2 separate regions of the Homo sapiens genome follow, and region 1 is linked to region 2. The links are chromatin loops, found by intact Hi-C in ENCODE. Cell type or tissue: dorsolateral prefrontal cortex. All regions are shown on one strand. Links, peaks and the distances in the headings refer to the core of each region. The heading gives the core; the rest is flanking DNA. Region 1 overlaps PRMT8 (protein arginine methyltransferase 8). Region 2 overlaps CRACR2A (calcium release activated channel regulator 2A).

Evidence for each region. Hi-C counts contacts between places; a loop is a spot of excess contacts. Peaks named below come from ENCODE experiments on the same cell type or tissue, not always from the same donor. Only the 100,000 strongest peaks of a DNase experiment are listed, where the experiment ranks them.
Region 1: a loop joins it to region 2, with 4 times the contacts of the local background. A loop is called at or near these places in 3 of 110 quality-filtered maps.

What each region holds. Positions count from the first base shown.
Region 1 is chr12:3,529,455-3,539,733 of GRCh38, reverse strand. All of the region lies in intron 1 of PRMT8 (protein arginine methyltransferase 8), which reads right to left. Among named protein-coding and RNA genes, the nearest start is that of THCAT155, 42 kb to the right of the region's middle. In dorsolateral prefrontal cortex, for the core only: no CTCF peak of the experiment used is centred there; a DNase peak (open chromatin) is centred at 5,433; H3K27ac peaks cover 747 bases.
Region 2 is chr12:3,617,169-3,627,447 of GRCh38, reverse strand. It overlaps CRACR2A (calcium release activated channel regulator 2A), which reads left to right. Exons shown (of 20, transcript NM_001144958.2): 17 at 1-12; 18 at 8,076-8,177. Among named protein-coding and RNA genes, the nearest start is that of THCAT155, 130 kb to the right of the region's middle. In dorsolateral prefrontal cortex, for the core only: no CTCF peak of the experiment used is centred there; a DNase peak (open chromatin) is centred at 4,287; H3K27ac peaks cover 3,769 bases.

The sequences.
Region 1 (10,279 bases), core at 1,038-9,037, 88 kb after region 2:
CATCACTGTCTGCTCCCTGGTCCTCCACAGGCTAGGCGGAGCAGGGAGAAGGAGATGGGGGTCCACAGAGCTTCTGGAGCCCAGAGACAGCAATTGGAGCCCAGAAGCTCAAACACTGCAACAGAAGCAGTTATGCCAGGAGACCTCCTCTGCCTGGAGTGCAGGAGACCCAGATGTACAAGGCACAGTAAAGGCCTCAAAGCAGGGCTGAACTAGAAAAATAAAAAAAGGAGTATTATCTAGTAGTCAGTCCTCTAGGGCTGGGAATCCAGGCTCCTGGGTCCTATCCTGGCTCTAGTAAAATTAAAAATAGATACTAGGAGGCAGATAGCGAACTGGCTGAAAGTACAAACCCTGGAGCCACAGTGCCTGACTCTGAAACCCAGCGCTTGTTGGCTGTGTGACCTTGGGAAATAATTTGTCATCACTGTGCCTCAGCTTTTCCTCCTCTATAGAACACAAATCATAATAAAACCTACCTGAAAAATTTGTCCAAAAGTTTGGAGGAGTTGATATATGGAAAGACTTTAGAACAGGCTGGCACATAGTAAGTGCTTATGATTATTACATACATCATGTCCTTGTTCTATGTCTCGATTTTCTTGTCTGTGAGCTGGGTCAGCTCAGACTTACTGTCTCCTTTCTAGCAAGAGAAACAGGGGAATCCTAGGACACAGCAAGATCAAGAAAGCCAAGTTATTTCAACCCCTCCGTGGAATCACTCCGCGCAGTCCCAAGACTGTTCTGTGTCCAGGGCTGCAGGGGAGTGAGCTGGGGGCAGTGGGATGGTCCCATCTTCCCAGTGTACCTAGGCTACCGCCCTTGGGAAATAAGCAGACTTCCCAGTTTAGCAACATCAGATTTCACGTCGGTGAGATCCCGGGCGGGCTGGCAAAGGCGAGTGGGGCTGCCTCATTAGAATGCAGCAGGTGTGCCCACTCTCAGCTTGGGATGTTGGTCACGGTCTCTGGGAGGCTAAAAATAGACTGTGTCAAGTGCACACTCCTGTGCAGGCTGCAGAATCACCTCTAAAGCTGAAGAAGGCTCCGTGCATGAAGCTGACCCCAATATCGACTCCATTTAAATATGTGAAGGAGAGGAAAAAGTCGGAGCTGGTCTGGGCATTGTGCATGGTCAAGGTCACAGGGGCCTCCAGCACCCCTTAGCTGTCACTCCACTCTGGTTCCAAGGCTCTCTTTTCCATGTGCTTCCTGGGACTCCACAGGCTAAGACTCCCCGGAGGCTGGGAGTGGGTGGGAAACGGCAGTGGCCTGTGATCCCTGAACATTCAGCGACATGGGGTGTTGCTTTTAATTCCACAACTGCCTACTGCACAGATCTCCAACAGCAAGGCAGCGTGCAGGTCCTGTGGAAGAAATAGACGTGTGGGAACTGTGCCCTCCCAGGACCCTGTTTTCTAGATTCTAAGACCCTTATTGTCTCTGATAGATGCTGGAATAAGGTTTGTTCTACAAGAGAAGTTCAAGCAAATTGTTCTGGAGGTTCACAGGAAAGAGAATTCACTTTAATGCAGAGAGTCAGGAAGCCCTGGGATAGCAGGAGGTGGGGTGAGGTGGGAGCTTTTTGAACGGATTTTGGCAGGTGGAGGAAGAGACGGCTTGAGCAACCAAAAGGCGGGAGAGCAGTGAGTTTGTTTGGGAGCAGCTTGGCTGAGACAGTGAGAGATTCAGTTGAAAGGAAATTATGGCCAGGCTAAGAGGTCGTAATTAAATACAAAAGACAACGGGGAGCTATTGCCGGTTTGTAACCAGGGAAGCAGTGACTTCTGTGTTTGGGCTCCTCTTTAGGAAGATAGATGTGGTAGCAGCACACAGGAGGGGCCAAGGAAAAGAAGGGAATGGAAGAGAGGCAAAGTATGAACTTTGGAGGCTATGTTCAAAGTCCAGTCAAGAAATAATGAGAGCCTGAACTACTGGGGTGTCCGAGGGGCTGCCTGCCAGAGAAAGTGCAGAAATAGACTCTACAGGCTTTGGCAACTGACAAAATGTAGGGGAAGAGAGAGGAGCTGGAATCAAAGATGACTTCAACATTTCAAGCCTGGGTGACTAGGGAAATGGTGGTGACATTAACAAAAATAAGCCAGTCAGCAGGCAGAGCAGGTTGGGGTGGGGGGAAATAATGAATTTCAATTTGGATATGCAGAGTTTGAAATGTCATTGAGTCATATAAGAGAAGATGTCTAGCAAGAAGACATTAATGCAGTTCCAGACAATAAATATCATAAACAAAATTAAAAGGCAAATGATAAACCGAGAAGTACGTTTTAACATATGTGGCAGACAAAGGTTAATGCCCTTAATACGTAGAGAGCTCTTACAAGCCAATACAAAAATAGATGAACACCCACAATGTAATATTGGGGAAAGGATTGGATAATCTGTCCACATGAGGCAAGTACATGTGAAATACAAATGGCAGGTTGATGTGCAACAAAAATGTTTAACCTCATTAGAAATCAGGTAAATTCAAATTCAAATAGAAAACTTACAGCTTTTAAATACCAGATAAGCTCTTCTCCCACCAAAACAACCACAGCTCTGCATATGTAAGAGTTGCAGAGAGATAGGTCCTTTCACACATTTCTAGTGGGAATGAAAATAGGTCAAGACTTTTAGAAAGGCCGTTTGGTAAAATGTACTTGAAGTGTTAAAGAGCACAAATCCGTTAACCCAGCAATTGAAGTTCTGTGGACTTTACCATAAGAAGAGAATCATGGATCATCATAATGATGTAGCTGTTGAGAATTTCATGACAATGCTGTCCTTAGTGACAAAAGGTAGGAGTCAACTGAAATGTTCCACAAAGTGAGACATTAAACTGTGGTGTAGCCACACAATAGAACACTATGCGGCCATTAAAGGTATTATGGGAAGAGTGTTTGATTACACAAAAATATGATCATGACAGATTGTTCCACCACTTCCAGGCTGCCCTTCCTCCAAGGATGTGTGGCCCGAGCATTGCACTCCGGTGTCCAAGCAAGGGCTCCGAAACAAAGTCAACCTCCATCCAGCCTGGCTGGGGCCCTCCACACCTCAGCCACCAGGGAGGACCCTGCTCAGGAAGCTGTGCAGATCACCTCACCTCTAGGGCTGAAGAAGGCTGTGTGCATGAAGCTGACCCCAGTATTGACTCCATTTAAATATATTAAGGAGAGGAAAAAGTCCTAGCTGGCCTGGGCATTGTGCACGGTCAAGGTCACAGGGGCCTCCAGCACCCATAAGCTGTCATTCAACTCTGATTCCAAGGTTCTCTTTTCCATGGGGCTCCCTGAGACTCTCCCCAACAGCCAGCTTATGAAGTGTCTGCCGTGTGCCATGCAGGAGGCAAAAGGATGCATGGATTTGGGGGCATTCATTTCAATAGCCACAGGTCATGGGGACAAATAAATGACTGGCCCAGACCCTGGTCTGCAGCCTGGCACTCTGCCCATTGGCTGACAGGCATACCCTCTCCCTGAAGGCTGGGAGTGGGTGGGAAGCAGCCGTGGCCTGTGATCCCTGAACATTCAGCTACATGGGGTGATGCTTTTAAATTCTACAACTACCTGCTGAACTTCTACAACAGCAAGGCACTGTGCCAGCCCTGTGAAAGAAACAAGAGACATATGGGTATTCTATGGATCCTATGCAGGCAAATTGGAACACTTATAGGAATCCAGATGCATCTCCAAGAGATATACATGATTGTTCAGCCACAACTGAAGGCTCTTGAGACTTGAGGAGCACAGGGGATAGGTCTTGGGGGATGACAGTGGTCTCCTCTGTAAAGTCAGAAGGCTCAACTCCTCCCTAAGCCACACCAGGCAAGCAGAGTCTCTGAGTGAAGGTGACTTTCAAACTCCAATCTTGTATACATAGTCTGAGAAGTCAGCAAAAGGATTTGGAATCACACTCGGATGGGCAGCTGGACTCTCAACATCAGCGTCTTGGTCTGCTCATGGCTGCAGCTTTCTCACCTCCAATTTGCTCCCTGTGCCCAAGTCCCTCCCCACTGGACATTCCAGTGCCCCCAGTCCCTTCCAGGGTTCCTGTGCCCACATCACCCTGGAGGTCTGGCCCTGCCTGCTCTGCCCTGGAGTCGGTTCTGGTACCTGTTTCTGCACCATCGCCTCCAGCCTTGTCCTGTTGGGTTCTTGGGCCCCAGGGCAGAGAAAGCACCCTGCCTTGCTCTTTCCCCACCTCCGTCCAAAGGCCCAGGCCCAGGGCCCTGTTACTTGCTGGAGGTCTCCCGATGTTGTCTGCCTCCCTGATATGGTGAGAATCACCCTCCACTGTCAATACTTGTGATTTGCCTTCGACTCACCACGCCAGCGGCTGATCAGGACTCCCCCAACACAGTGTTCCGCCCCCAGACTGGCCTTACCCAGGGCAGCTTCAGCACAGTTTTTCTCCCTAATAAATAAAGTGCGATTGTCTTAGTCTACCCACTCTACTGGGGTGAACAGGCCTCGGGCCCACTAAATGCAGAGATGAAAGGTTATGGACGCAGCAGAGCTGGAGACAGGAGGAAGCTGGCTTCCTGAAGAAGGGGCATGTGAGCTTGTGAGCTCGTCCTTGAAGGGTGGGTCGGATTTCCACAAGCAGGGGTGGGGATTTGGGGGAGCATGTTTGACCTAACCCACATCCCTTGAAAATGCAGGTAGATGGCAGAGGATGATGATGGTGATGAGACCTAACATTGACTAAGGGCCCACTGCGCCCCAGGCGCTGCGCCAAGCACTTTATAGATAGACACCATCTCGTGAAATCCTCATAGTAACTGACATTTACAGATGAGGAAACTAAAGCTCACAAAGTCCAGTCATTTGCCAGGGCCCAGAGATAGCAAGCAGCACAGCCAAGATGTCAACCAGTATCTGTTTTATGCCAAAACCTGTGCTCTTGAAACTGATGCCATGGTTAGCTCAGTTCGGCCCAACCAAGCTTAACTGAGCTACTGCCAGGAGCCAGGCCCTGTGCTCAGAAAAGGGTAACACAGCTGGCCCAGGCAGGAAGCCCAGTGTTGAGGGCAGAAAGAGAGTCAACAGGCAATAACTAGACAGAGGAGAGCGCTTCAGTGGAGGTAGGCACAGGCAGGCACCTCTCCAAGGTGACAGAGTTTAAAGAGAGCAGACAATAGGTGTCAGGGTGCAGATGGAGAGACTGAGGCCCACAGAAGGAAAGGAATTTGTTTAGGCTCACCTAGGGGAATCTAGGTCCGGAGGTGGATCTGGAACTGGAACCTCCAAGAGAATAGGAAAGAGGTGGTAGAGGAGAGGAAAAAGAAGCTTTAAGGAAGGAGAGTGAAGGTGCTGGACATCTGAAGGGGGAAGGCAGCCTGCAGAGGGGAGAGGGAAGCCAGCACTCTCTGCACCAGGCAGCCAAAGTGAACCTAAGCCCTTTGGGCTATAAATGGCTCCTGCTGGCACCAGCCCAAGCTTTAAAATGATTTCCCTGAGAACAAGAGGCTCCACTAGAGGAGCCAAATCCTGCTCTGTTCTCCAAATGTCAAGAGAGCTTTTTCTAACCTGAGTCGTCTGTCCTCAGCAGCCGCCTGCCTGGCCTGGAGGGCCCACGGAGGGAAGAAAGAGGATCGCAGTGGGAGGGGACAGAGTAGGGGTGGCAGGAGGCTTCCAGCCTGGGCCTCACCCCACTCTTTTGCCCACCGCCTTCACCTTCTTCCCTCCTTGCCCACCTTCGTGCCAGCCCCTCTGCCCAGTGTCGCCCTTAGACACTCACCACACCTCTCTTCAACCTGTGTTTACTCACCAGGCTGTGATCTAAGCTGTGGCTCCCGTTCTGCATAATTACACAAAGGGTTAGCTCTTCCAGAACCATCTGCCTGCCTTTAGATAGGGACCAGAGGTTTGCAGAAAAAAAGAACATTCTTATGTGAAATGTCAGGCAGCAGCAAGACAAGCAAGGGCTCTGCTGGGCATTGGGACCTCTCCTATCACCTAAGAAAGCAAAAGTACAGCTTTATTGCCTGCCTTTGGCCAAGACAGCCCTACATGCACCCTCTCTCTACTCTCCTGCACCCCTGTCTTATCATCGGGGCTGGCAGATGAAGTCAGCCCCCTCAGAGGGGTGTACTGTGCTAGGGTAGGTAGCTCTAGCTTGCTGCTTCTTACCCTCGGGGCTGGAAGCCCAGAGTCTGGGGGCAAAGGGGAGGAGGGTCAGGGTTGTCCAGGCTTCCCTGGGCCACATTAGAAGAAGAAGAATGGTCTTGGGCCACCCATAAAATACACTAACGATTGCTGATGAGCTAAAAAATAAAAATCCAAACAAAATCTCATAGTATTTTAAGAAAGTCTGTGGATTTGTGTTGGGCCACATTCAAAGCCATCCTGGGCGGTGTGCAGGCTGCAGGTTGGACAAGCTTGATCTAGGTGTTGCCAGTCCTGCGAGACGGTGTTGTCTTCTGCATGTGGCCTCCCGGGCTCCCCAGCTTGCTCTGGTTTATTCTTCAGTCGTCTGCCTCATGCCCTTCACAAGACTTGGCTTCGTAGGCACAGACGCTCTCCAGATCTGCCTTTTCCAGGCCTGGATGTTGGGGGCAAGCCACTGATGCCTGTCACAGAGGGTCGGCTGTCCCCCATTTGGAACCCCCTGTTTTATAGAATCTCTGACTCTAACTCTGGGATCTTGGCAGAGCCCATCCCTACATAGGGTTTTCTTACCTTAGAGTCAAGCCTTCTCAAGGCTGTGTTTCCTGGAAACCCCTTCTCTTAGCTCCTGCTGCCCACTGCTCTCAGTCTCCACCCTCCCACTCTGGGAGGCCTCCCAGGACCCTCGGCTGAGCCAGGGCTTGCAGAGGGGTCTACGGCAGTGGTTCTTGAAGTGTGGTCTCCAGACCACCAGCATCACCTGGGGACTGGTAAGAAATGCAGATTCCCAGGCCTTGAAGGACAGAAACCAATGAATCAGAAATTTTGGGACGGGTCCCAGCAGGTGATTCTGATACACCATAAAGTTTGAAAACCACTGGTCTAGAGTAACATTTTCCCACATTGTATACTGTATAATTGGTACTCCTAGAAAAAGGTTCCATGGCAAGTAGGTTTGGGCAGATAAGCTAAAGAGAGAGCTCTTTTTTTTTTTTTTTTTTTTTTTTTTTTTTGAGACGGAGTCTTACTCTGTCGCCCAGGCTGGAGTGCAGTGGCGTGATCTCAGCTCACTGCAAGCTCTGCCTCCCGGGTTCATGCCAGTCTCCTGCCTTAGCCTCCCAAGTAGCTGGGACTACAGGCACCCGCCACCATGCCAGGCTAATTTTTTTGTATTTTTAGTAGAGACGGGGTTTCACCATGTTGGCCAGGCTGGTCTCGAACTCCTGACCTCAGGTGATCCACCTGCCTCGGCCTCCCAAAGCGCTGGGATTACATAAAGAGAATTCTTAATTGCAATACTTTTAAGCCTTTAAAATGCTAAAATAAATGATTTTATTATAGTATATGTATTAAATATATTATATAAATATTATATAATATAAATTTCTAAGAGGAATTAGGGCATCTACTACTATCACATTTATGGCTGTGACACACTTTTTCCTGAGATCTATAAACATCTCTAGAAATTAACGTTCTGAAAGAAACAACCTGGGCTCCGACTTCAAACAGTGTTTCTGTTTTATAATCCATGTCGGCCGTCGCTGGTGGATCTCCAGCCCACCGCAGACCAATGAAATCAGGGTGGGACTGAGACCCAACACTGGGCATGTTAACAGGCTCTCCAGCTGGTGCCTAGGAACCCTGTCCTGACAGTGCCGAGGACAGCTTCAGGCCTTCTCTCTTCCTCGCTGAAGCCCTGAGCTCTGCCATAGCTCTCAGATGGCAGCCTGGTGCTGCCATCTCAGAGCCAACCAAGATTCCCAGAGCCGGGCCAAGGACATCTGGAAGAGAGGCACCCAAGGCCACAGAGAGCACTTTAGCTCTGAGAGTAGAGGGGCTGGGATTGGGTGTGGGCGCCGCCACCTTCAGGCTTCGTGACCTTGGGCCGGTCACTGGTAGGGACTCGCTGTCCTGACCAGGGTCACTGAGACGCTTGACGCGAAGGCCGCCCTCAGCAGCTGCATGCTGTGCACAGGCGCCTCCTGCCAGCCCTGGCTGTCTCTTGGTGGTACAACAACAATGTCTGCTTCAAATCAAAATGGCATTGCACCCACACAGCACTCCCTCTGTCTCCTGGATCCGTAAGTGCTGAGAGGGAATCTATTGGATTTGTTGGGCCTGACCTATTTTTTAAATAAACTGGGGCTGTTTTCCACTATTAGTCACTTGTCTCCCAAGCCTCCACATATTAAATTCGCTTCTTATATCCTCAGATATTTTGGCTGCAAGAGATGTCAAGTTAATTGGATGCTTGGCTCTTCCTCATTAATGGGCTTAAAAGCAGACTTCCCTATGCATTCCCCTCCTCTTCCTCCCTCTTCCCTCCCCAAGGCAAGGGAGCCTCCTCCCCTCCTTTGACTTGAAGGGGGTTACGGAGCCCTGGCTTCCCTCTCCACTCTCTTTTATGGGCAGATGTGTAGAAACACACAGCCAGTGTCCTCTCTTACCCTCACCTTGCCTGGAGTTAGACTACACTTTTAGTTCCAGATTTGGGTCAAATCATCCCTGTGGGACCTATGCTATGTTCATGACTCTCTTTACCCCAGGCTGGAGTCCTCAGAGGAGTTTTCCCTGTACCCGCTTCGTAGGCACACAGCCAGAAACAGCACCGGTGGGTTCTGGACTTGCTTCTCTCCTTCCCTGTTCATGTCACTGTGCAAAGGCCATTGAGCCTTCCCTATCCTCGGTTTCCTCTTCTCCAAATGGCAATGATTTTCTGTCCCGCCTCTTTTGTGGGGCTATGGTGATGACTGGAAGACGCTGAGCGTGTAAATATTCAGAGGAAATTCGAGCGTGTGGTACAGGAGTACCAGGCTTCCCGCTCTCGCCGTATGACTCTGTGCCAGGGTGCTATCTTTAGATGCTCTCTGGGCCTTTCGTGGCACAGGACACAGTGGCTTTGGCTGCCCGTAGAGCCCTGTTCTGCTGGCTGCTTGGCCCTGGCCCCTCCCTTACACATTGTGCACTCTCAAGCCTTTGGTTCTGCCCTTCGTCCTCTGAGCTTTCTGGGCATTATGGGATTGATATCTTTAGGAAGGTAGCCATCATTGAAAATCAGTCATTTTCTCCAGCCGCTGATGCTTGGGTCTCTCCTGCTCCTATTTTGACCTCCTATGGCATCTGCTTATCTGAAACTATGGGCTATGTTCCTATTTATTTTGCTGGCAAATTGTCTCCTGAAGATTATCTCACAATTGTAGGTGTTACTTCTACAACAAGAAGTAAATTCTTTCAGACTAGTAACCAGATTTTATATGTCTGTGTTTCCCTCTTAATACTTAGTATAAAGCTAGATAAGAAAGATGTGATAATGGTACACTTACACTTCAACTGGGTGAATGTTGCCCTTCATAAATTTATTATTATAGTCGAGTGAAGGAGGCCCTTTCCCACCATGTGATCAGAGAGCATTCACTTCCCTTGAGAGGGCAGAGAGGTGGCAGAAGAAAAGCAAAATTGGGAATAATAATCATCAGAATCTCAATAATACTCAATACTCTTTGGAGGGTTCAGTGGTACTCAAAATGTCTTTACCAAGAAGTGTCTTATCTCCTGGGAGATAAGGAGATTTCTAGGAGAAGAACATATCTTGCAAACATAGAATGCATTTATTAAGCATCCATAATTCCACACACTACAAGTGGCTTCAAATACAGATCTAAGTGTATTTGTTAGACATTTTCCAACCATCTCTTTGCACCCGTGTAGTACAAGCCCTCTCTGCAGGTAATGATGCCATGGTTCAGAGACGCTGACTGACTGATTCAGCCCATAGAGCATAACTGGTGAGGATCCAGGAGCTGACTCCTCATAGATTCTCAGGCTCCATCATCTGGCCATTGAGCTGAAGGTGGAGAAAAATGAACTACAAAATCATGTTATAAGAGAGAAAGAAAATCACAAGTTGCTGGCCAAAATCATAGCCATACCAACTTAATCTAGATTCTCACCTGGTTTCCATAGACTCTTTCTAGACATCTTCCACCTAATTCTAGCAAACCCATCTACTCCAAATGATTATATTTCCACTCATATTTTTAGAAGAAGTGACTGACTTCTTTAACCAGAAATTCCAATGTACACACTCACTGAAAATACTGGCATTCTGGCTAGAGAGGGAATAACGTCAGCCACTGGGTAATATGCGGGTCTGCTCCAAAGGTGGCC
Region 2 (10,279 bases), core at 829-8,828:
AGCAGCGTGGAGGTGAGCTGGCGACCTTCCTAGGAGCATTTAGGCTTGACTGTGGCTTCTTTTTTCTTCTCTGTCCATCTCCCACGTGGGCCTCTGCATTTTCAAAATCTGATTCGGAACTTGCCTTTTCCAGGAACAAACTGATGCAGGCATGTGTTCCTCTGTTCGTCTGGGTTCCCAGTACCAGGCCAGTTCCTGGGGACCCAGAAGTGAACAAGACAGACACAGTCCCTGCCCTCATGGAGAGAGGGACACTGAAAATCCAGATTATGCCAGTAGCTGTGTCATTGCTGGGCCATGATTGAGTGGGACTGGATTGGGGGAGGGGACACAGTGGAGTGTCAAGGAAGGGTCCTGGAGAAATCAGTGTTTGAGTCACAACCAGATTCTTCCCTCATTCTCACCAGCGTCTCTCCCCATCCCCTGAGTCTTTCCAGCTCCAGTAGGCCCAGCTATGCCCTGCCCGGGAGCCACACCATGCAATGTTTGGGGGCCTCTGTCACAGCTCTTCACACAAGGGGAGGTTGATCCAGAATGTGAGGGCTCCAGGCTCACCTCAAAATCAAGAGTCTTGGCAGGGCCCAAGAGCAACTGTGTTATCTTTGCATTCTGAATTATCTGGGAGACTCTATGTTTATGATTCCTACTTGCAGTATGTCGTTTTGTACATGCTTTTTTCATTAGTGTTTCCACCACCCCAGTGCAGGCTTCTCAAGGCCACTGCCAGTGTGGACAAGCTACAAATTGCTTTTTGCCAGGCCTCGGCTGATTCCTTCACAGAACAGCCAAGCAGGATGTCCCGCCCCTTCCACCAGCAGGATTCATGGTTTGTTCACGTATTTGTTCAAAACACCGGCAGGCACTATTCTAGAGCCTGGGAATCCTAGCAGTGAATAAAAGAGACAAAGCTCCTGCCCTCATGAAGCTTATGTTCAGCTCTCTGCTCCAAGCCCATAAAACCTTGCATATCCCATCACATATTTATCATGCTGCAACAAATTGCTTATTTACTGGCCTGTGTCTCCCACTGGACTCCGTGCTGCCTAAGAACAGAAGCTGCATCTTCGTTGCTATAACCTGGATGCTTTGCATGAGACCAACAACTCCTGGATGAATGAATGGATACCACATTGCTATGAAGGCAGACTCTTGGAGTTGTCCATTTCTTTGACCCTTTTGGCCCTAAGATCCATGATCCCTTTCACCCAAATCTGTTTCTCTGTAGTTTTGCATGTCTGGGTCACCCGTCTGTCTTTTGTTAATCTGCATCCTTCTGATTACCAAGAAAAATAAGGAACAAAATGGAAGCCAGATTCAAGGGTTTCTCAAGAATTTGCCTACTACCTGTTATTTCTCAAAATTACTGTGCCTGACGCACTTACAAATGAGAAAATGCAAGTTTTGAAATGTAGGTAGTAGATTGCCTGTACACCAAACTAATAATGGAAGCAAATGGTATGGGTGAATCCAGCAGTAATTCCTTTCTAAACTTTGGAGTTTACGACACGATCTTTCTCTTCTGTTCTTTTTTTTACTTTTGTTGTTGTTGTTGGCAGCACCAAGCAGATTTATCTTCTTTGCAGAAGTTAAGCACCAGGAGGGATGTTAGGGATTACCTAATCCAGGGGTTTCCAGACTCTCTTCCTTGGAGCCCTGGAATCAGACTGACATTCCCCAGAGATTGGGGAGCGGCAAGGGAAGGTTTAGTGGTCACGGATCCAGGTCCCTCATCCCCCATCTCCGTCAGAGCTGCCTTGCCTTTTTCAGCATATTGGAGGTCAGCTACAATTTTGTTAGACAAAAGAGTTTCCCTTTGAAAATCTCCCATCTAGTATGGCCATCTCATTCAAAAGTGAAGAAAGGGAAGGCCTAACTTCTCCAGGGTCACCTGTCCTTTTCACAGACATTTAGTTGTCCCCCAGTATCTAAATTTTGGTGTGTGCTAGGGCTAAGCCTCCAGGTGGTCTGGGATTAATGGGAATGGATGGTGACAAATTTGGGGAACTACGCTCTCTGCTGTCATTAGGGGGTGTCGTTTCTAAGGCTCCTGTTTTGCACAGAGCCTGGGATCTAGAAGAAGAGGTGGAACAGTTTGGTGGTGGAGGTGAAGACATCTCAGAAGACCATCATCACAGCTTGAAGCATCAGTTTAGTCATCCTCCAGAGACGTTGCTTTGTGGGACGGGGCTGAAATCATCAGCGGCGTGTGGCTGCTAAGAGGCCCACGGAAGCCTTGGTGTGTCTGTGGGCTCGGGAAGCCTGGCTGAGATGGCAAATCTATACATAGTTAAATCAGAATTGCTTATGTGTAAACAGGGCTTTTCTATATGATTTCTAGTTTGAGTTTTTCCTTTTTTTTAAGATATTAGCCAAAGGTACATTTAAGCTCTAATTGATTATTCTAAACCTGGGTGAACATCAGGATCACACGTGGAGCTTTTAAAGGGAACAGAGGCCAGGGGCCAGGGCCTTCTCTCCCAGAGTGGTTCAGAGCCTGCAAATAAAAAATAAAACGAACAGCTCCCCAGGGAATTTTGATTCTCAGCCACCACTGTTCCCGGCTAAACAAGCGCTCCTTGAACCCTAACATATATAGGACTCTCCTGGGGAACTTCTTAAAATGCAGTCTCTGCTTCAGCAGGTCGGGACTGGGGTCTGAGATTCTGTGTTTCTAGCAAGTTCTCATGTGAGGCTGATGCTGGTGGTCCAGGGATGACCCTGTGAGTAGAAGAGCTCTAAGTCATTTCCGAAGATGCCTGTGACCCCTCACCAAGGTTTTACTACACATCTGCGGCATGTCCAGCACACACTAGGAGCTCTGGGACTCAGTATGATAGACCAGGCAATGCGTTCAGTTCAGCAGCACAGAGTTTCAGAAACAAGTGCAGGAGGCTGTGTCAAATGGCAGAGTGTGTGTTGAAGGTGTGGAACGGTGGCATCATAAATGCAATTATTCTCTAGATTCTTGAAAAGCTAAGTCATTCTGCCTTGGCAACCAGCAATCAGAGGTGTCAGGTGATAGATTAAAACTTGACACCTAATTTGATCTGAGGGGAACTGAAAATAATAAGTACCTTATATTTGTGGAGCACCTTATTTTTCCAAAGAGCTCTGAGCACTTTACCAACTCCCTCGCCTGGAGAAGGGAGGGTGGAGGGGGAGCTTTAATAACAGTCTTCAAGGTTCTGAAGCCTTATTAGTAAGTGAATGGTGGCCAGCTGTTCACAGTCCCCCTTCCTCCCTCAACCTGAAAAGCATACAAGAAAAAAGGGCTTCAGTTGCTGTACATGCCTGCATGGGAAAGACTCTTGGAAGAGGTTGTGTGGGGTGGGAACAGATGCTCGGGGGAGGTAGTGGAGTTCCCTGAAAGGAAGTTCTTACTATCCCATCTTGATCACTTCCTGGCCATGAAACTTTGGCCAATCATTCAACAAGGCAGCAGACCAAATGCTCCCTCCTGGCCCCTAAATTTCTACAGTGTATGATGGCATTTGACTATCTCTCTGGGAGGCCAAGACGGAGCAGGAATGTGTGTGGATGAGGAGATTCTGGAGGGTCCTTCCAGCCCAGAGGGAACCAAAATCCTTTGGTGCAAGAGAGCACCAGCACTGCTTGATGAGATGGGAAGACTGTGGCCTTGCCCTTGTTCTGCTATTTCACCCAGTCTAGGCAACTTTACCTTGCCTGCAGGCCTTCTGCAGAAGAGGCCCAGCAGATGCCCTCTGTGCCGATTCTCCTGAGTGCCTTATAGGAAGTCACCGCAGGCAGTCTTTCGGCCAACTCGGCATTTCCAACCCACCCCCAATTTCTTATCTCAATTGGGTAGAATTGGTTTAACCATTCCAATCTGGAAAAGAAACTAGTCAGGCTCTAAGGCCCCACGTGTGGCCATGGGACAAACTGGACATCAGAAGACTCTGGGGCCTGTGTCGGGTAGAGAAAATAGAAATTAGAACGCCAGCCTGTACAAGCCTGTATGGGCTGGTATTTCCCCCAGAGCCGGATTGCTGGCCCCCAGTGTCTGCAGTCCTGGGATGCTGAGCTTCTTGTTTAGAGCCTCTTGTCGTTCTGATGGCACTAGATTCCTGGGCATGTGAGTCGAGGAAGTGAAATAGAATTGGCGGAGTTAAGCCGAATAGACCAGTGTTTCCGAGCTGGAAAAAAACGTGGAGATTAATCTAATGCAACCTCTTGTTTTATAAGTAAGAAAAACTATGATCCAAAAAGAGGAAGTGACTTTCCCAAAGGCGCCCACACTTGTCAGCAGCACCACCCGATCTAGAAGCGAGGGCTTTGCCACACTGCACTGCTTCTCTCTTGTCCTGTGGTCCATGGCTGAAATCTGCTCCTGAAAAGCAGGTGTTCATTTACTTTTCAGTCCTTCTTGCTTCTCTCTCAAAGCAGAACAGTTCTTCAGCTCAAGGGGTCCTGGCCCACTTCCCTCTCCCTTCCTGGGCTGCTAGCTAAACCTCATTCTGCGATCTTTGTCATTGGTGACAATGTACAGCATGGTGCAAAAAATAGCAGTTTGATTTTTTTTTCTCCACGTTCCAAGTTGAGCTTGAAGTGCTGGCAGTTTAAAATGAACCACACAAATAAATCTTGTTTTGACTCATAGTCCAGGGGATGGATAAATATGGAAACCCCCAAGATATAATTTTGCAGGCATTTTTTTTCTTAGCATAACTGCATGCTTTAATGTGCTGAAAAAATTTTTGCTCTAGCTCCAGAGAAATAGCAGCACTATCCCAGCTAAGTGCTTTTTCATGCCTCCTAGCAAATAGATATTAAAACGCACGCACACACACACACACACATGCACATAGGCAACAACCAACCAAACCCAGCAGCTGCACATTCTGAGCTGAATGCCAATCCACTGCTCCAAGTTGACAGCTCTTGTTATTTAAAGTCAGAGATGGGTGATCTTTTGAATTTCAACAAGTCTGTCTTCCAACAAGCTCAAGTTCACAGAAAGGCAGCTGAAATAACTGAAGGTGGAGGGAAGGCTCTCTGTTAGAGGGTCATAGAACAGAACCTGGCTTTGGAACAGAGAGACACAGAAAAGAGGAGAGACTCAGATGAGTCACATGGAGAGATGGTGACAGAGCTAGGGCAGAACCCACATCTCCTAAAGAGAGATTGTGTGCCTGATGAAGGAGCTAAGATGACTTCACTCCAACCTGTCATGCTGATGGGATTTTTACCAACATCTCTCACAGTCTCAAGACAACAGAGTTTGAGTAGACCTGAGACCTGTTCACCAAAGCCCTAGGGGCTTGAAGGAGGTGTTGCTTCATCTAGGAGGTAATTTTGAACATCTTGTGCTGAGTGGTATGCAGGCTGAAAACCTAGTTAGGTATGAGAAAGGTGTAAAGTTTAGACAGATAGTTCCAGACTTTTGGGGTCAAAGTCAGAGAGGACCATGAGACACCTACCCCAATACCAGCTCCTCTCCCTGCCCCTGTGCCAGAGACTGATGACCTTGGGCCAGGGTGATGGTGACTGACTGTGATAGTTAGCACACTCCCTGGTCTTATGGGTATTCTCATTTATTTTTGCCAAATATTTGGAGATGAGTCTGTTTCTCCTTTATCGGTGGCAGGCCAGGGTCCCTGCAGGGAAGCCAGTTGTCCAGAGTGGCTGTGTAAGAGAGGAACAATACAAAGAACAGAAACCGCAGCTCCTGCTGAGTGCTTTGCTTTTAAATTTTTTTTTTCTGCTCCTTCTAAGCTCCTTTATTTTTATATCCAGGAATTGCTTTGGTTTTTTTTTTTTTTTTTTTTTTTTTTTTTTTTTGACAGAGTCTCTCTCTGTCACTGAGGCTGGAGTGCAGTGGCACAATCTTGGCTCACTGCAAGCTCCGCCTCCCAGGTTGAAGCAATTCTCTGCCTCAGCCTCCCAAGTAGCTGGGACTACAGGTGCCCACCACCACACCTGGCTAAATTTTGTATTTTTAGTAGAGACAGGGTTTCACCATCTTGGCCAGGCTGGTCTTGAACTCCTGACCTCATGATCCACCCACCTCGGCCTCCCAAAAAAAAAAAAAAAGAAGAAACCTGCCCTTTCTTTTCCCAGGACGCAAGAGGCACCATTGCTGTTTATGGTGCATAGGACCCAGATGTTGGGCTTATGACCCATTCCCTACCCCATCCTATTGGGTCATTCAGTATCCATCATCCCCTCTGCAAGCGAGGAAACAGAAGCCAGTGCCCATTCCAAATAATACCAAAACCTGGGGTAGAATTCTGCCCTGGGATTTCAAGTCTGATGCTCATATTTTCAGAGTTTCCATGTCAAGAAATCCCACAAGCCTTAATCATTCCTCACACATAAATCTACAAATATCTCTCTCCCATGTGCTCTAAACAGCAAGCCGCTTGGCCCATTTCCCTGCTTCCTCCTCCTTTCTTCCCTTTCCGTGAAAAGCTCTTCGCACAAGTATCCCGTGGCACAGCACGGTCAGAGGAGGGGGTGTTCCCATTAGTGAACGCTCTAGCTAATAGGGGGCCACAGGGTTCCATATATGCCATCAGTGGCTTTCTCACTTTCAAGTAGTTGGAATATGTACAATCCACTTAGGACATCAACTGCAGTGTCCAGAATTTAATCTATTTTTGATGGGTCAGAAGACACTGTAAGATCTTGTAGCGCCTTTGAGTCATCATTGCAAACACAAGTTACCATCTGACCAATAGATACCATTTTTAGAGGGTTCCAGTTAATAAGATACTAAGTAGCAGAGACTTGATTGGAAATAAGAATCTAGAGGAAAAGGTTGGAGAAGTGAGGACCCATATACTAAAGAGTTCTCATAATTCAGTGCTTATGGTGTTGAATGTTCTTTTTGATTCTCTGAGCCTTAACTTTCTCATTTGTTAAATAAGAATTTTTTTCCCCTATTAAATGGCAGTAAAAACGAATGCACAGATTAAGGAAACATTGAGGCTTAATTTCAAACATAATAGCATTTAAATTTAAAATTGGTATATCTGTAAGATGGACTTTGGACATTTATTTGAAATGCTCAAGTAAAACAGCTAAAGTATTGGCAAAACTGTAACTGCTTATTAGCTTCTGTTATCCCACAGGTCCCTCTATTTAGTAAAACATTTAGCTACAATGAATAACTATTTGTTACTAAATTATGATTAAAAGCCCCTAATTAAATATTTAAGTAAAAATAACAACCTTCTTCAATGTGCACATTACCACATTTACTCACTGAATGGCAGTCGGTGGTCCCGGGCCCTTTGGGCGCCCTCAGGAGAGACACACACGGTGCCCCTTTCACCAGGGAGGAGGTGGAGACCCGGGAAGCAGGCCCCTGGCTGGTAAGCCACAGCCATTGGGGAAGTAAACAATGTGATACCTTGAATAAACCTGTGACTTCTGGCCCAAGCAGTGCAGCTGCTATGGCCACAGTGTTCCTTCTTACACAGGGCTTTCTTCAGAGCCAAAGCGCCCAGTGACAGGGGTCTGTGGTGCCAGCCTCCAGCAAGGCACATGGCAGTCATTTATGGAGCCTTGTGGGCGCAAGACCATGAGGCAGATTTGGATCCAACCCTCAGAAGCTTATGTGCAATCAGGAGGCCTCTAGTGATGCAGTTTCTAATCAAAGCAGCCTCCAGAACAACTCCAAACCATGGGGCATTCATGGCCTTGGTCCATCGGACTAAGCCTGGCCAATTAGGCACGCCCTCAGGGTGCTGTAAGCTCTGGAAGGAGGCATGCAGCCTGTTGGCATCAACTGTCCCCTCATCCAGCACACCTTGGGGGGCCTGCTGTTCCATCTAAGATCCAAGGAGCATCGTGAAGGGGGAGCGGTCATTGCACACACAGGGACTAGGAGACACCACAGGCAGGCCTCAGGCACCTTGCAAAAGCATGATAAACTGAGGCTCTTGGAGAAGGCGGCTGTTTTCTGCTTTCAGGATGACTCTGTTACGGCCTCACCTTTTATGGCAGCAGGGGATTCTCAAGCGAGGTCCCATCTGTCCAGCCGGCATTGTTAGCCTGCCCTCTGGGCAATCCTATGACACCCCTCTCAGTTGAAAACATTTTCTGTTCTGCAGGAAGCTGTGGGAGACCGGGTGCCTGTTCTTCTGCTGGGTAATAAGCTTGACAACGAGAAGGAGCGGGAAGTCCCCCGGGGCCTCGGAGAGCAGCTTGCCACGGTAAAGAGCAAGCATTTCCATCTCTCTGGACAGAGTGTGACCCCGAGGGAAGTTGGGCAAGTGCCCAAGAGCCTTGGTGGGGACTTTCTCTGGAAGTGCCATGGGAAGGAAGCAACTGGAAAACATGGGTGTCTTGGTATCCTGGGAATGGCTCAGCTCCTGTGCATGTAGAACTTTGCATAGAAAGCCACAGGTTGCAAGATGGAGTTGGTTAGGGACCACTAGGGCATGGGGAATTATCCTAAAGTCCCTTCCTTGTAACTCAGAAGTATACATTCTAAGATAGCAATAGTTTACTTATTTCAATCCCCCTCCAATCTGCATTTCCACTTGATCACCCCCAGGGATGAAAAACTCACTCTCTGCAAAGCAGTGTATTCTTCTGCAGACCACTGTGTTAGAGAGTTCATCCTTTTTGTCAGGATTGAGCCTCAAAGTCATGAACTCAAGATAAACTCAGGAGACACACTGGAAAACCTACCATTAAAAAGCATGGAGCCCCTTGCTCAAAAATGGAATCAATGGGGCTTAATGGAAATCAGGCAACAAAATGTGGTTCCTTGGCTTCTTTTACTGCCTCAGAGTTTGTTTTCATGGAACTGTGTGTCTGGGAGGTTGGGGTGCTTACCAGCCCCATGATTCTGTAATTCTTTGCATGCTCATCCTAAACAGCGTTTCATGAGTTCAGAGCCTGGGAGAACGAGCACAGATGGTAAGACTCAAGGAAAAAGGAGGAGGAAGGGCCTGGCAGGTATCTACATGGAGGGTCACTAGACAGTTACATGTCCACAATTCCGAAATCCAAAAAGCTCTGAAAACAGAAAGGGTTGTTTTGTATTTTATCTGGCAGAAAAATCTGACCAGAAATGACACGAGGCTATTCATGGTTGTAACCTCACTTTGAGTGAATAGTCAAAGGTTTCACTGAAGAAATAGTAATATATTTGATTATAGAGTGCTGTCTGAAATCCACTGAGGGTATTATATAATATATGGTATATACATGTATTACCTTTCTAAGATTCAGAAAATTCTGGATTTCAAAATATACCTGGACCCAAAGATTCTATCCATTCTCTTTTCTTTTCTTTTTTTTTTTTGTTAGTGAAAAAAAAACTAAGACTCGGGAGTTAAGTGATACATTCGTATTATCACAGCTCACCCGAGGTGGGGTCAGAACTCAAAGCAGGAAGGCAAATCATGTCTTCCAGTTCTAAGTCCTATGTCCTTCTCTCCCCTCCCCACTATTCCCACCCCATGGAACTTCTACTCTTTGACAGACTGACCCAAGAGATTGCAGATCTGAGAGAAATGCAGACAAGGAGAAATAGAGCCCATGGGGCTGGGTGAAAAGGGCAGAGGGTCGAGCTGGCCTGTGGGTGTAGATGGGGAAAGCTGCACTGGGAGCATGGCAGAGCCTCCTGAGCTACAGCCACAGAACTGTCCTCACTCAACTGGCCTGCATCCCCTCAGGGCATCAGCCTCCAAGAACAGGCCATCTAAAAGCCAGGGCCCTGTGCCATCAGCATTGTCATAATGACACCAGTAATCTATTAATGGGAGTGATCAATGGAATATGATGAGCCTTAACCAAGGGCTCCCGCACCATGCAGGCAGCACAACCTCATCCTAATGAGCTGACGGCCAGTCTGGTGCACCAGTGCTGACAGCCAGGGCAGCTAGAGTATTAATTAACTGGTGCGAAAGAGAATTCCTACCGGAGTGCCTCATGACACCTGTCCCCAAGGCCTATGGAATGCCACTGTCTTGGGAAAAGCATGCTGCAAGGAGCTCTGCCATTAACTCAATGTGGGACTGAACAAGCCAGCCAAGTGCCCTCTCTCACTACAGCTTATCTGCCTGTGAAAGGGGGAAGAATATTGCCCACCCTGGCCTTTGTGTCTTTGCCTGAATCACAGGGCTGGTGTAACCTGGAATGAGCATGTGTGTACTTGAGAGGAATTTGGGAAAGTGTAAAGAGGAACTAAGACAGCGTATGGTTTCATTGTTTTACAATTGTTATAGCTCACCTGGGAGATGGTTACAGAGCTTGCATTGTCAGGGAGGCTGTGGAGACAGAAATCAGCCATGTACAGAGTGGG